Linked DNA regions of Mus musculus: region 2 is linked to region 1. Evidence: chromatin loops called from intact Hi-C (ENCODE). Cell type or tissue: left cerebral cortex. All regions are shown on one strand. Links, peaks and the distances in the headings refer to the core of each region. The heading gives the core; the rest is flanking DNA.

Region 1 (7,972 bases), core at 2,973-7,972:
AGACAGTAGGGCAACGAGGAAACCAAAACAGGCTGTAGCTTTCAGAAAGCTGGAAGCCAAGACTCTAAATGTCTTCACTGCAGAAATCACACCTGGGAGGAGATGTATAGGATTCCCATTCAGACCTTATACCGTGTACACAAGTGTTGGAGATATCACAGGGCAGCCCACAGATATGTATACAGGTGTGGAAGTATCACAGGGCAGCCCACAGATATGTATACAGGTGTGGAGATATCACAGGAAAGCCCACAGATATGTATACAGGTGTGGAGATATCACAGGAAAGCCCACAGATATGTATACAGGTGTGGAGATATCACAGGTTAGCCCACAGATAATTATACAGGTTGGAGATATCACAGGGTAGCCCACAGATATGTATACAGGTGTGGAGATATCACAGGAAAGCCCACAGATATGTATACAGGTTGGAACTATCACAGGATCACTTTCAAATATGAATACAGATGTGCAAATATCACAGGAAAGCCCATAAATATGGACAACTCTCTTTCATGCAACAGCTAAAAAAAGAACTTGAAAGCCTGGTATGTCTGTGCACATCTTTGATCCAGGGACTCAGGATACAGAGGCAGAACTGTGAGTTCAAGGCCAGCCTGGTCAACAAAGTAAGTCCAGGATAATCAGTGATGGCTACACCTAGAAAAACTGGCTCTAAACAAAACAAAACAAAAGATGTGTTCAGAGCAGAGAGCCTCATCAAAGAGCTTACTCTCTTCCAACAGAGCACACCAAATCCAGAGCCTCTTTGTCACTCCAGTCAGCCCATGCAAAGACACCAGCTCCTGATGTATTCACTGCAGGAAGAGAATGGTCAACCAGAGGGTGATCAGAGACCCAGGAGGTGACAGGTAGTGGTGACTCATGCCTTTAGTCGTAGCACTTGGAAGGCAGAGGTAAGCAGAACTCTCTGAGTTTGAGGCCAGCCTGGTCTACAAAGTGAGATCCAGGACAGCCAGGACACAAAGAAACCCTGTCTTGACACCCTTGGCTCCTGACCTTGGCTTCTTGCGGTCTGCTTACACCCTTGTCCTCCAGCACAGGCCTCTGGGCTTGGCTCTGGTGTTGGTTGGTTGTATTCTTACTTTGCCTACTCTTCCACCAGGGGATTGTTCTGCACGCACAGGCATGTGGGGCTTTCCTGGGCACACTCTGCTGAGCTTGCTTCCCTGGCCTGCTCCTGCCTCTCTAAAATGTTCTCTAACTGCGGTTCTGGGACTAGAAACCTAAGTGCGTGTGCATGCTTCTGCGCCACGGAGGGCTTTTGAGTAAGAGAGCAGGAGTCACTTTGTAGGGATGTAGTGCAGTTGCGACTTGGGTTCCTGGACATTTTCTGGTCCCTTGCTCCAGCCTAACAGGAGCCGAGGGTTTGGTGCAAGGTTTTCTAAAAGTTTGCAAACTGAGTATGGGGGACCTTGGAGAGAAAGCAACATTTACCATGCTCCTCAGAGATGCTAAGAAGAGTGGAGGTGCAGCCCTGGTGTGGTCTCCATAGGGACTGAAAAATGCAGAAGGACAGTGGCCCATTGGTGCCTTTACTTTATTTTGGTTTCAGCTCTGCAGCCCTGGTTGCTACCGGTGGGATTATTGGCTATGCGAAAGCAGGTAGTGTGCCATCCCTGGCTGCTGGACTCTCTTCTTTGGGGGCCTAGCAGGCCTGGGTGCCTACCAGCTGTCTCAGGATCCCAGGAATGTGTGGGTTTTCCTAGCTACATCTGGGACCTTGGCCGGCATTATGGGGATGAGAGTCTACAACTCTGGGAAATTTATGCCTGCAGGGTTAATCGCAGAAACCAGTTTGCTGATGGTTGCCAAAGCTGGAATTAGTCTGTTGAGTTCACCTCATCCATAACAGCCCTAACCCCATGTGGGCTCGTGAAGACTTGAAGCTCTCCAGACCTCCACATTGCAATGTTGAAGAGATAAGTGCAGCATATTTACATAGTCGGACATTTTTCAAAGACCCATCCTGAGCACACAGAGGCAAACATGTGCTGTTGCTGTGGTGGCCATTCAGAGCTGGCAAGCATCCGACCTCAGCTAAGGATGCCTTCAGTCAGCTTCATTCTGGAGTTATGATGCCTTGCCTTTCTGTACTCATAGATAAAGGGGTAAAATGTTGACTGTCAACACGGGGGCAGAGCTTTCTGTCCTGCCCAGAAGTGTGTGAAATCTCTTGGAGACATTGGTGATGTGGGATCTTTTGCACAGGTCTGCTATGAAATTATGTTACAGTGACATTATCAGTGAAAATAAAGTTTTATATTAAGAAAAGAAAAGAAAGGAAAAGAAAAGAAAAGAAGAGAAAAGAAAAGAAAAACCCTGTCTTAAATATTTAGACAAGACAGACACACAGACAGACAAGAAACCGGCAGGTGTCGGAGGCTCAGTGCAGAGAGGGGACCATCTTGGGTCCAGTGCCTTCCTTCCTACAAGTTCTCAAATTCACTGAGGCTCTTGGTGACTCACAGAGGCTGCACTTGCCTCCTAGGGTTGCGACACACTGAGCAAAGCATGGGGAGGCAGCTGGCATGGCATGTCCCGGCACTAGACACTTAGACCTGCAGGCCCCAGATTCGGATCCCTAGAGGAAGACTCTGTTTTAGTGATCCACCATGAAGCCATGGAGGAAAGATAAACTGGGTGCATGTGCTCTGGAGAGAATGAGATCCGCAAGCAAACAGAAGCACCAGCAGGTGGCGCTGTGAGCTCTGAGTTTGTGAACTCACTAGGAGGTGAGCTTGGTGCAGCCCTGGCAGGCCAACCAGCCACCCTGAAATGGAGATATTTGATGCAGTCAGAGCAGCCCACAGAGCTCTGAGGTTGAATTGGACAGAGACAAGCTTTGTCTCAAATGCTCTGGAGTTCTGTGCCTTCTCAGTGCAGCGATAACCCACCATAAAGGCAGCAGAGAGTAATCAGATAGAGCCATCAAAGTCACTGGCATCCTGCTCTTCCTCTCTCTTGAGGACTTATAACTCAGTCTCCCAGGGTGTTTGGGCAGATACCACCTGCATCTGATGCCTCAACTGCCACCTTACATACCAGATGCAGGAGCTGTCAAGGCAGTTACTCAAGGCCCTGAGAACCACACCTGCTGATGGGCTTCAGGTTGCCCTACATCTTCTGAACCAGCACCTCCTGGCCAGAGAGGACCAAGACCACTTAGCACTGCCAGCTACAAGAAGGACTTCAAAACAGCCACAAGTACAGTCTAGAGGACCTGAGGGTCTCCTACTGCCTGGTTTGCATAACCAGAGGACACTTCTCCCAGTTCCTTGGATTCAGTTTGCTGTAGACCTCGGTTACCTCGGTCTGTTCATCTGGTCAGAACCTGTACTAGCTCACCCTTGCTGGCTCTCAAGCCCTGGGTCCCTGCAATTTCACCAAGTGAAAAGAGATATGCCCAAGCCTCCCTGCCAGCACTGCAGACACATTTTGCTCCTACACAGATTCAAGAAAGCCTCCAGCCTGCAAATGTCCATGAACAGTCCACCTTGTGCTTTTGAGGTCTGCAGGATGCCTCGGTCTCACCAGGGTACCCAGCTGCAGGAGCTGGCTCTGCATACCCAGGAGCCCAGGAGTTTCTGATACCTGTAGCTGTCCCAGAAGAGGAAAAGAACTCAGAAGCTGACATCAAAGTTGAAAGCAGAGAGGACTTGCCCTCCTCTTCATCCTGGCTGTCCTCTGGGTGCCTCTGCTCATCTGACTCCCAGCTCTCGATGACCCCAGTTTCCAGGGTGAAGCCACAGCTTACTCTGGAGGCTGTGGACCATACTGCTGCCCTGAGCTACCTGGAGGCCTGGGAGTGAATGGTGCCCTGTTAGTGTGACTACAGTGACTTCCTGCTTGGCAGGTCTGCTGATTGTACAAATAAGGGCTGGTGTGGGAGCACGGTTATAGCCATTTCCCACCTTTGCAGACAGTCAGGGAAAGAAGCAGACAGTGCCTGAGACCTTAGTCACCTGAGCCCTGACCTTCATGTGGGTCAACACTGCTGCTTCCTGCACTTGTCAGGAATGCCACCCCACATTGCCTGGGTGTGCATCCCAACTCCCCAGGAGATGTCTCAATGCTCTCCTTAGCATTTCAAAGCAGTACTCTGAGGTCTGAGGTCTTGAGTGTGCATAGAAATCTGTGCAGTGAGTCAGAAACCAGAATCTAAAGGAGGGAGTTGACTCCAGATGTGGATATGGGTTCTGAGGGAGAATCCCAGACAGGCTGGCCTCAGACATCTATGCATTGATGGGAAGCACAGGGATGCCTGGAGAGGGTCAGAGAGTTTTCTGAGTGCATTGGAGGCAATAGACAAATCCATCCAGGAAAAGGAGAATCAAACTGAGCAGCAGCTGAAGCCATTATCTGACCTAGGATGGAGAGCCCAGAGGGGGAAAGAAAAAGCCATGTTCACAGACTCAAAGACAAAAGGAAGCAGGAAGGCTAGAAAAGGAGAGCAACTGGCTATGTTGATAGCGTGTGTGTGTGTGTGTGTGTGTGTGTGTGTGTGTGTGTGTGTGCTTGTGTTTTGATATGTGTGAGTGTGTGTTTGTTATTGTATGAGTGTGTGAGTTTGTATATGAGTGTGTATGTGAGTGAGTGTATGAATGTGTGTGTGAGTTTGTGTGTGTGAGAGAGTTTGTGTTTGTGATTGTGTGAGTGTGTGTGAATGTACGTCAGTTGGTGTTTGTGATTATGTGTGTGAAAGTATGTGAGTACGGGTTAGTGATCATGTAAGTTTGTGTGTGAGTGTGTTTGTGAGTGAGTGTGTGTGTGAGTGTGTGTGTTGTGTGTGTGAATGTTCTTGAGTGAGTTGTGAATGTGTTTGTGAATGTGTGTATGTGAGTGTGTGTATGTAAATGTGTATAAATGTGTGTGAGTGTGTGTGTATTTGTGAATATGTGTGTGTGTGAATGTGTGTCTGTGCCTGTGCTTGTATGAATGTCCATGCACTTATATAAGAAGAAGAAGACTGTTAGAGTTCTGGATGAATGGCCTTTAGTGTTAAAAGACCTCAGAAGAAATATTGGAGTATTTGGCTATTCTGGGGAACTTAGAGATCAGGACAATGATGAAAACATCTTCCCATTTCTCAGAAGACAATGCAGGCATGGGATGCACACAGTAACAAGGCCCCTGAGAGGTTGAAGAGAAGTTATGCTAACAAGGGAGGATGATGCAGCATGAAGGAAATATGAAGAAGCTGACAGTCTGGTGCTGCTGAGCAAGACTGTCATTTCCCCAGTGCAGGTGGAACCTGACGGGAGACTTTTAGGACCCTCTGTAGAACTAGCACAAGGCAGTTTGGACCTGTATTTTGTTGTTGTTGTTGTTTGTTTGTTTGTTTATGTATTTAGAACACAGATTCCTGAGCAGTCTGGCTTGGCAGTGTGAGCTAACCCTAAACCACTACAGGTGAACACAGACTCCTAGTCTCTGCTTGTGGGAAAAAGTGTGGTGCTTGCTGGTCAAAGCCTCCTGCTTTTTTTTTTTTTTAAACATATTTTTTCAATTAGATATTTTCTTCCTTTACATTTCAAATGCTATCCCAAAAGTCCCCTCTACCCTCCCCTCGCCCTGCTCCCCTACCCACTCACTCCCACTTCTTGGCCCTGGCTTTCCCCTGTACTGGGGCATATAAATTTTGCTAGACCAAGGGGCCTCTCTTCCCAATGATGGCTGACTAGGCCATCTTCTGCTACATATGCAGCTAGAGACATGAGTTCTGGGGGTACTGATTAGTTCATATTGTTCCACCTATAGGGTTGCAGACCCCTTCAGCTCTTGGGTACTTTCTCTAGCTCCTACATTGGGGGGCCTGTATTCCATCCTATAAATGACTGTGAGCATCCACTTCTGTATTTGCCAGGCACAGGCAAAGCCTCCTGCTTTAAAGAAAACATCTCTCCACTGCATTCCAGACCACCTGACACCCATCACAGTGGGGCCAGGTATGGAGGTAGGAGGGAGAAAAACAACTGCTCTAACCCTGAAGGTTTCCACTCTGATTACCACCTGACATTCTGGGCAGGGCTCAGATAGAGGATGCTATCTATACACAGGGTTCAGTGCAGAAGAAGGAGTCAGGACAAAGTTCCAAGTCCCGGAAGTGGCTGTCAGGGTCTGAGGCCTGAAGGCGGGGGATTAGGTTGGGCTGTACAGAACTATAGTTTCACTTTTTGCTCTCTGTACCATTGTCAGATTGTTTTCAAAGGCCTTGCACTCCTGTTGAGAGCAGGTACTTAGAAGATGCAATAAAACTCTCTGAGATTGCAAGTTACAAAGTCCAGGACTTTATACAACTTCAGATTTCCCTAACATGAGGATGGGGACCATGGTGCCTGGCACCCTCCTGATCCTCCTGGCTGCCTCACAAGGCCAGACCCAGACCTGCCCAGGTGAGTGCTGGATGAGGAGGGAAACAGCCTTTTAGGGGAGGGGCGGAGGTCCACCCTCCACCAGACCCTCCACCACTTCTCCACTCAAGGCCCTAGACCTGAGTCCTTCTACTTCCCTGACCTGCGCACCTGGCCGGGTTCTGGGAGAAGGTCACAGTCTCACCACATGCTGCCCCCAGGCTCACACTCGCTGAGGTACTTCTACACCGCCTTGTCCCGACCTGCAATCAGCGAACCGTGGTACATAGCTGTGGGCTACCTGGATGACACTCAGTTCGTGCGCTTCAACAGCTCAGGGGAGACTGCGACATATAAGCTAAGTGCGCCATGGGTGGAGCAAGAGGGGCCCGAGTATTGGGCGAGAGAGACAGAGATCGTCACAAGCAATGCACAGTTTTTCCGCGAGAATCTGCAGACTATGCTGGACTACTACAACCTGAGTCAAAATGGTGAGGAACCCCCCAAATCTAAGAGTCTGTCCCCACTCCTCTCCCTCTTATGCAAGCCACCTAATCATGGGGTGCAAAAGGGACCGGTTTCCCTTTCAGTTTGGAGAATTCCTAGGGTGGGCGGGCCTGACTAGGAGAGGGGGGCCAGGCTCTCACACCATCCAGGTGATGTATGGCTGTGAGGTGGAGTTCTTCGGGAGCCTCTTCCGCGCTTATGAGCAGCATGGCTATGATGGCCGCGATTACATTGCCCTCAATGAAGATCTGAAAACGTGGACAGCAGCAGACACGGCAGCAGAGATCACCAGAAGCAAGTGGGAGCAGGCTGGTTATACAGAGCTCCGTAGGACCTACTTGGAGGGCCCATGCAAGGATTCCCTGCTCAGATACCTGGAGAACAGAAAAAAGACACAGGAGTGCACAGGTGCGTGGCTGCAGACAACTCCATCTCCCTTTGCCTCTGTACTGGGTTCAGTCCAGAGAGAGCAGAAACTCACTAGGTGGGAAAACTCCCATCTCTTTTTCTTTTTTCTTTTTGTATTTTTGTTTGCTTGTTTGGTTGGTTTTTTTGTTTTTTAATTTTAAAAGGTGACAACAGAAAAATAACGTATGAAAATTACACAAACCAATGGCTATACACAGCTCAGTGAGCTTGTAAACAGTTAGAATCGCCACTTTGGACCAGTAGAGAACATGAATTTTACATATTTTCCATTAAATATACTCATGGCTATCCAACATCGACCCCAGGGGTGCAGGGCAGGGAGAGAGAGACAGAGACAGAGACTCACAGACACAGAGAGACAGAGGCAGAGGCAGAAAGAGATGGAGAGACAGAAACAGAGAATCAGTGGCAGAATTAGAAGTAGCTATCAATTATTCCCTGCCATTATCCATCGTGTACTTTACCTACATTTAGTCCTTGCTCATCTCCAAATATTAGCCTTTCCTGATTTCATTATGTCATGTTGCAAGTAACAACAGGTACATTTCTTAACAAGTATACGTTTTTTTGTTTCTTTTGTTTGTTCTTTTGTTTGTTTGTTTTGCTAAATTACCTCTATGAGCAAAAAAGACTGCAGTTTTACTTCCTGTTGTTGTTCT
Region 2 (8,197 bases), core at 1,934-6,933, 130 kb after region 1:
TCTTGTAGGAACAAGTTCTGACATGGAAACAATGAAAGTCTAAAGCTATTTGCTTTTCCTGTATGCACAATGGGAAGACCTGGAGAGCCCAGGATACCCTAGCACACAAGGACCCTGTCACTGAACTTCTCTGTTCTCCTTCCCACAGCCATCCTTCCTGGTCCAGCAGGCATCCTGTCAGCTCCATGCTGCCCTGAGCTGCCGCTCCTCACTACCACACTGAACATAAGAATCTGAATGTGAACTCGATTGCTCAAATCTTTGAGCTGAGGGTTCATTACTGGGTAAATTAAGGGACTGGCAATACTCAGAGTGCTGTGGAGGAAATAAATGGCAGGATGGAGAACCTTCCAGAATTTGTGTTTCCTCTGTTGAGTGTCAGGTGGGAATGGAGTGCTCTGTGGTGTGTTTGTGTGAGTGGAGCAGTTTTAGGTGGTGCTAAGCCCACTGGAGGACCCAGCTGGGGCTCAGTCCTAGTGCACTTGGTGTGTTTTGGTCACTCCTCAGATCTGACCTCCTGATATCTTTGGCCTTGTTACTTGGTGGAACCCCAGGCTGACAGACTCTGATCACAGGAATGCAGAAGTGGCCTGAGCCTTGTCCTGTACCCAGGAGTAGGAGACCTCAGGGCTCTACCAGCTCTGTAAGATCAAAGAATTTCCTGGGCAGTGGTGGCAAACACATTTAATACTGGCACTCAGGAGACACAGGCAGGAAAATCAATGCATTCTAGGCCAGGCTGGCCAGGACCCTCAGGGCCACACAGAGAAACGCTGTCAGCAGAAACAAAAGGTGAGCTGGAACAACCATACTAAAAAACAAACCAAAAACATCCTGGAGAAATTATGAATACTCACTCACAGGAGAATCAATTATGTTCAAAGAAATTGTATAAAATCAGCAGTAAGCAGCCTGCTCATTCTGACAATGTTAAACATATTTAAAGAAATGGAAATCGGCCGTTTGTGAGGGCTTAGCTTTTACAGACACTGTAACTGTGTGTGCTGTGTTTCAAGCTTGAGACTGGAGTTGGCACCAAGTCTGGGTCTCCTTCAGAACTGTGAGCTTTTGAATTTTTCAGCACTGTCTCCTCACAGCTCATCTGCTTGGGCTTTGTGTAAGTGTTTCTGACTAGATGGAAAGGGGTTCCAGGGATGCAGAAGGCCAGGAGCCACACAACTCTGGGGTGGGACCATGTCCCAGTAGAAGGGCTTCCTCAGACCGGGGAGCCCAGGAACCTCACAGCTGTGAGAGGAAGCCTCCTCAGCAGAGGCACTGCAGCTCCAGGTCAGCACAGCTGAGCTCAGGAGACCCTCAGCTCCACGTCTGCTTCCTCTATAGTTTGCTTCTTCTCTTCTTCTATCTTCTGATGAGAGAGTCACAGATGGCAGAAAAATCTCATACAGGAGATTTATTGAAGGGAAAAATCCAGGAGGAAGAGGGACAAATCCTGGCATGGCTGCCCTCTCTGCTCCTGGGGTCACACAACAGGGGATTAGGCAGTGCTTATATAGGATTTCAGATGGGGGGGAGCTTCTCAGGACTGAAATTTCCAGAGTAATGATTGGTGAACTTTCAAATTTTCATTTTGTGGGTCTTCAGAAACTGTTCCCCCCCTTTCTGAGAAGGTCAGGGGTTGGTGGTTTTGTGTTTTTTCTTTGTTTGTTTGTTTTGTTTTGTTTTGTTTTTTGTGTTTTGTGTTTTGTGTTTTTTAACCCCTTCTCCCTCCTATGGGCCCCTGGGATGGGGTGGGAAGTGCTTCATGGCTGCAGTTGCCTCCGAAGAACTCTAAATCTGTGCAGATGCTGGGGCTTGGGGGAAGACAAGAAGACACTGTGGACAGACAGCTCCTGCAGTGTTTCACCACGGCTGTAAGCTAAGGCAGAAGAGAAGATGTCACCACTATGGACAGCTAGCTCCTCAAAGGGCAGTTGACTAAGACAGGAAAGGTGCTGCCACAGTGGACAGCTCCTGAGGGGATGCTCCTGTGGGGCTGGAAAGTGGACCCATGGGTGACAGCTCCCTAAACTCCTGTGATGGCTGCAGGCTGGGGAGACATGGAGCTGTCTCCATTTGAGTGGAGAAACCACTCTGGATGGCTCCAATGAGTCAAGGATAGAAGCTGACCTTTACAGAGGGCTCTGTACAGCCTGTGCAGCCCAGACCACTGCAACAGGGCTCAGGGAAGCTGCCATTTAAGGTCTGCAGAAGGCAAGCAGCAGCCATACTTCCTCTCTCCTTCCTGCTTCCCTCCCTCCCTCTCTCACTCTCACTACATCTCTTTCTCCCTCTCTCCTGTTCTCCTGCCCTCCTGCAGTCTTTCCCTCTGTAGTTGGTGATTCTGGAGAATCCGACTAATGAGTCCAGAACAGCCTCAGGAGAGACCCAGGCAAGTGAGGGATGACTTGTGGGAACACCAAACTGGGAACCTGACTCTAATGCACACAGTATACAAACGATTTTCTTTCAGTATTTTTGTTTTGTTTTGTTTTGTTTTGTTTTGTTTTTCGAGACAGGGTTTCTCTGTGTAGCCCTGGCTGTTCTGGAACTCACTTTGTAGACCAGGCTGGCCTTGAACACAGAAATCTGCCTGCCTCTGTCTCCCAAGTGCTGGGATTAAAGGCATGTGCCATCACCGCCCTGCTTCTTTCAGTTTCAAGGTTGAGGCTACATAGTAGTTCCCAGGCTGCCAGAGTCTCAGATAGGGAAACTGAGCTGGCCAGCTTCACTTGTCCAGTACACAATCTCTGCCAGGTCCTTGTCCAGGGACAAGTTGACAGTCCATGAGGTGGACAGATTCTAGAGAACCAACCAGCATGGCTAAGGTCTCTGGGTCCTTGGTCACAAAGCCTCACAGACTCACACCTGCTCATAGCTCTACTGGGGCAGAAGGCACCAGGCAGACAGGCTACTCCTGCTACTGGAGGCTGCCCTGTCCCCTACCCAGACCCTTGGGGGTGAGTGTGTGGTCAGAAGGGAAGCAGCCTCTGTGGGGAGGGGCAGAGTGGCAGCAGGGAAGCCTTGTTGTCCCAAACCCTCAGCCCCTTCTCCACCTGTGTCCTGAGTCTTGGTGCCCAGATTCCTCTCTCATTCATGCACTGGCCAGGGATCCCTGGGGCAGTGTGGGGGTCTCACTGCCCATCACCAGGCTCACAATCTCTGCAGTGTTCTTGAGGAGCCATGGTTCATCTCTGCTGGCTCTGTGGATGAAACACAGTTGGTGTGCTTCAACGGCGACACAAATATAGACAACTCTCTTTCATGCAACAATTAAAAAACACCTGAAAGCCTGCTTTGGAAGTGTACAGCTTTGATCCCCCAAATTCAGGAAACAGGTGCAGATTTGTGAGTTCAAGGCCAGGCTGGACTAAACAGGGAGGCCAGAATAACCAATGATGGCTACACTGAAAAAAACGTCTGGGAGAAAAAAATCAAAATACAAAACAAAAAAATGTGCTGCAAGCCGGGAGCCTCATCAAAGAGCTTACTGTCTTCCAACAGAGCTCACCAAATCAGAGCCTCCTTGGCACTCCAGTCAGCCCATGCAAAGACACCAGCTCCTGATGTATTCACTGCAGGATGAGAATGGTCAGCCAGAGGGAGATCAGAAACCCAGGAGGTGACAGGAAGTCATAACTCATGCCTTTAGTCCTGGAACTTAGAAGGCAGAGGCAAGTAGAACTCTCTGAGTTTAGGGCCAGCATGGTCTACAGAGTGAGACGCAGGACAGCCAAGACTGTTACACAAAGAAAACCTGTCTCAAGTATTACAGACAGGCAGACACAGCCCCGGGAGGTGTAGGAAACTCAGTACAGAGAGGGAACCATCTTGGGTCCAGTGCCTTCCTACAAGTCCTCAAATTCACTGAGGCTCTTGGTGACTCACAGAGGCTACACTTGCCTCCTAGGGTTGTGACACACTGAGTAAAGCATGGGGAGGCAGCTGGCATAGCATGCCCCGGCACTAGACACTTAGACCTGCAGGCCCCAAATTTGGGGCCCTGGAAGAAGACACTGTTTTAGTGATCCACCATAAAGCCATGGAGGAAAGAAAAACTGGGTGCATGTGCTCTGGAGAGAATAAGATCTGCAAGCAAACAGAAACACCAGTAGGTGGCGCTGTGAGCTCTGAGTTTGTGAACTAACTAGAAGCTGAGCTTAGTGCAGCCCTGGCAGGCCAACCAGCCACCCTGGCTTGGAGATATTTGATGCACTCAGAGCTGTCCACAGAGCTCTGAGGTTGTAATGGAGAGAGAAGCTTTGCCTCAATTTCACTGTTTGGAGTTCTGAGCCTTCTTAATGCAGCAATCACCCACCATGCAGGCAGCAGAGCAGTCACCGGATAGAGCCATCAAAGTCACTGGCATCCTGCTCTTCCTCACTCTTGAGGATTTTATATTCAGTCTCCCAGGGTGTTTGGGCAGATACCACCTGCATCTGATGCCTCAACTGCCACCTTACATACCAGATGCAGGAGCTGTCAAGGCAGTTACACAAGGCCCTGAGAACCACACCTGCTGATGGGCTTCAGATTGGCCTACATCTTCTGAACCAGCACCTCATGGCCAGAGAGGACCAAGACCACTTAGCACTGCCAGCTAGAGGAAGGACTTCAAAACAGCCACAAGTACAGTCTAGAGGACCTGAGGGTCTCCTACTGCCTGGTTTGCAAAACCAGAGGACACTTCTCCCAGTTCCTTGGATTCAGTTTGCTGTAGACCTCGGTTACCTTGGTCCGTTCATCTGGTCAGAACCTGTACTAGCTCACCCTCGCTGGCTCTCAAGCCCTGGGTCCCTGCACTTTCACCAAGTGAGAAGAGACATGCCCAAACCTCCCTGCCAGCACTGCAGACACATTTTGCTCCTACACAGATTCAAGAAAGCCTCCAGCCTGCAAATGTCCATGAACAGTCCACCTTTTGCTAGTGAGGTCTGCAGTGTGCCTGGGTCTCACCAGGATACCCAGCTGCAGGAGCTGGCTCTGCATACCCAGGAGCCCAGGAGGTTCTGATACCTGTAGCTGTCGCAGAAGAGGATAAGCTTCAGAAGCTGAGGTTAAATTTGACAGCAGAGAGGACCTGCCCTCCTCTTCCTCCTGCCTGCTCGCTGAGTGCCTCTGCTCATCTGATTCCCAGCTCTCAATGACCCCAGTTGCCTCGGTGAAGCCACAGCTTACTCTGGAGGCTGTGTCCCATACTGCTGCCCTGCACTGCCTGCAGACCTTGAAGTGAAAGGTGCCCTGTTGGTGTGACCACAGTGACTTTCTGCTCAGCAGGTCGGCTGATTGTACAAATAAGGGCTGAGTGAGAGCAATGTTATAGCCATCTCCCTTTGCAGACAGTCAGGGAAAGAAGCAGACAGTGCCTGAGACCTTAGTCACCTGAGCCCTGACCTTCATGTGGGTCAACACATGAAGTGCTTCCTGCACTTGTCAGGAATGCCACCCCACATTGCCTGGGTGAGCATCCTAACTCCCCAGGAAATGTCTCAATGCTCTCCTTAGCATTTCAAAACAGTACTCTGAGGTCTGAGGTCTTGAGTGTGCATAGGAATCTGTGCAGTGAGCCAGAGGCCAGAAACTAAAGGAGGGAGTTGACTCCAGATGTGGACATGGGTTCTGAGGGAGAATCCCAGACAGGCTGGACTCAGACATCTGTGCATTGATGGGAAACACAGGGTTGCCTGGAGAGGGACAGAGAGTTTCTGAGTGCATTGGAGGCGACAGACAAATCCGTCCATCATTGTGTGTACTATGACTATGTATGAATGTTTTTGTGTGAGTGTGTGTGTGCCCATGCTTGTATGAATGTCCATGTACTTATATAAGTATGAGAAGACTAAGAGAGTTGGAGATGAATGGCTTTTGTGTTAAGAGACCTCAGAAGGAAATACTGGAGTAGTTGGCTATTCTGGGCAACTTACAGATCAGGACAAAGATGAAAACATCTTCCCATTTCTCAGAAGACAATGCAGGCATGGGATGCACACAGTAACAAGGCCCCTGAGAGGTTGAAGAGAAGTCATGCTAACAAGCGAGGATGATGCAGCATGAAGGAAATATGAAGAAGCTGACAGTCTGATGTTGCTGTGCAAGACTTATTTCCCCAGTGCAGGTGGAACCTGACAGGAGACTTTTAGGATCTGCTGTGGATCTAGCACAAGGCAGTTTGGACCTGTTTATTTATGTATTTAGAACACAGATTCCTGAGCAGCCTGGCTTGGCAGTGTGACCTAATGCTAACCCTAAGCCACTACAGGTGAACACAGACCACTGGTCTCTGTGTGAAACTGTGTGGTGCTTGCAGGTCAGAGCCTCCTGCTTTCAAGAAAACATCTCTCCACTGCATTCCAGAGCACCTGACACCCATCACATTGGGGTCAGGTGTGGAGGTAGGAGGGAGCAAAACAACTGCTCTTACCCTGAAGGTTTCCACTCTGATTGCCACCTGACATTCTGGGCAGGGCTCAGATAGAAGATGCTATCTATACACAAGGTTCAGTGCAGAAGGGGGAGTCAGGACAAAGTCCCAAGTCCTCAGAAGTGGCTTTATAAGTAGAGGGCTGAGGAGGGCGGGGCTGAGAGCTGGGCTGAGGGCAGGGCTTGAGTTGGTTTCACATCTTGTTCTTGCTGTCATTGGCAGTTTTCCTGCCTGGGAATAGTTTTTTGCAGCAGCACCTCCCATGCCCATTGAGAGGAGGTCCCTAGAAAAGGAAAAGTAGCTGTGATTGCAAGTTACCAAGTCCAGGATTTATATCACTGTACTGAGCTCTCTCTATCCCAGGATGGGGACCCTTACGAGTTGCCCTCTACTTCTCCTGCTTCTGGCGACCGCCCTGGCCCCGACCCAAGCGGGCAAGAGTGAGTGGGGGTCGCGAGGGAAAGGGCCTTTGTGGGGAGGTTCTTGGTGGCACTTGGGAAGCGAGTTGTCCTGTCTCCGCCTTTTCTCAGAGCCCCAGGCCTGCTCATCTCCAGGTCTGCGCACCCTCCCAGGGTCCCAAGAGGAGGTCGGGGTCTCATGTCGCTCCTCCCCTAGGCTCACACTCGCTGCGGTATTTCGCCACTGCCATATCCAGGCCAGGCTTCGGGGAGCCTCGGTTCACCGCCGTGGGTTACGTGGACGACACACAGTTCATGCGCTTCGACAGCGACTCTGAGAATCCCAGGGCCGAGCCATGCAAGCCATGGGTGGAACAGATGGAGCCCGAATATTGGGAGCAGGAGACGCGGAAATTCAAGGAGCACACCCAGAATTTCCGAACTTGCCTTTACAACCTACTCCACCTGTATAACCAGAGTCAGGACGGTAAGTGACCCCCACCCCCCCGAGTGTCAGAGGTCATGTCCCCTCACGAACTCACTGAAGGGATATGGGACCCGCTGTGGGTGCCTGAGTTTTGCTTTAGGTTTGAGGACTGTGCCTGAACATGGGCGGGACTGTGTCCATGCCCGGGCCAGGTCCCCACACAATCCAGGATATGCACGGATGCTACGTGGGACCAGATGGTCAGTTCCTACACGGGCACTATCAACATGCCTATGATGGCCACGATTACATCACCCTGAACGAGGACCTGAGCTCCTGGACCGCAGCAGATGCAGTGGCTCAGATCACTCAACACAAATGGGAGGAGGCTGGAGTGGCAGAGGAATACAAGGCCTACCTAGAGGGCACATGCGTGGAGACACTCCACAGATTGTTGGAGGAAGCTCAGCAACACTCAGGTAAGTGATGTAGTTTGAGGAACAACCCTCTCTCAGCTCCCTTGTTCTCTGATTGGGGGAGAAAAAGAATGCAGCTAGAATACTGCCTTTGTCTGCCTCAGGATAGAGAGAAGGCTTCTAGTTTTCTTGACCCAGTATCCAAGAGGGGGAGAGGGGCTCTCCTCAATATTTCCCTTCTCTCAGGATAGTTCAGAGTCTGTTTCAGGATGGAAACAGAGAAGATCTCTGGAATAGCCAACAGTAGCCCCCTGCAGTCTGCAGGCCTTTGGAGCAGCGGCTTCTCTGAGGCCCTGCTCTCTGCACACACTGGGGTCATTGGGATCTGACTCTGGTGACACCAAATGTCTCAGACCCACCCAGTCTGGAACAGGAGTCTCTTTCTCAATAGGTGGTGAGAGTCCTGGAGTACCTAGGCCCTTTCACACAAATCCTAGGAATTCCCAAAGAACAGATTATCTGGATGGCTGCTGAGGGG

Evidence for each region. Peaks named below come from ENCODE experiments on the same cell type or tissue, not always from the same donor. Only the 100,000 strongest peaks of a DNase experiment are listed, where the experiment ranks them.
Region 2: a loop joins it to region 1, with 10 times the contacts of the local background. A loop is called at or near these places in 22 of 42 quality-filtered maps.

The regions. Positions count from the first base shown.
Region 1 is chr17:36,188,497-36,196,468 of GRCm38, reverse strand. H2-T3 (histocompatibility 2, T region locus 3) reads left to right here and starts at 6,318. Exons shown (of 6, transcript NM_008208.4): 1 at 6,318-6,419; 2 at 6,599-6,868; 3 at 7,017-7,292. The coding sequence starts at 6,341. It also overlaps the pseudogene Gm4246. In left cerebral cortex, for the core only: no CTCF peak of the experiment used is centred there; no DNase peak of the experiment used is centred there.
Region 2 is chr17:36,056,947-36,065,143 of GRCm38, reverse strand. It overlaps Gm6034 (predicted gene 6034), which reads right to left. Exons shown (of 3, transcript NM_001034909.3): 3 at 6,499-7,770. The coding sequence ends at 7,609. It overlaps Gm11127 (predicted gene 11127), which reads left to right and starts at 6,773. Exons shown (of 6, transcript NM_001199967.1): 1 at 6,773-6,858; 2 at 7,034-7,303; 3 at 7,456-7,722. The coding sequence starts at 6,783. It also overlaps the pseudogene Gm8810. In left cerebral cortex, for the core only: a CTCF peak has its summit at 4,108 (motif pointing right); a DNase peak (open chromatin) is centred at 4,120.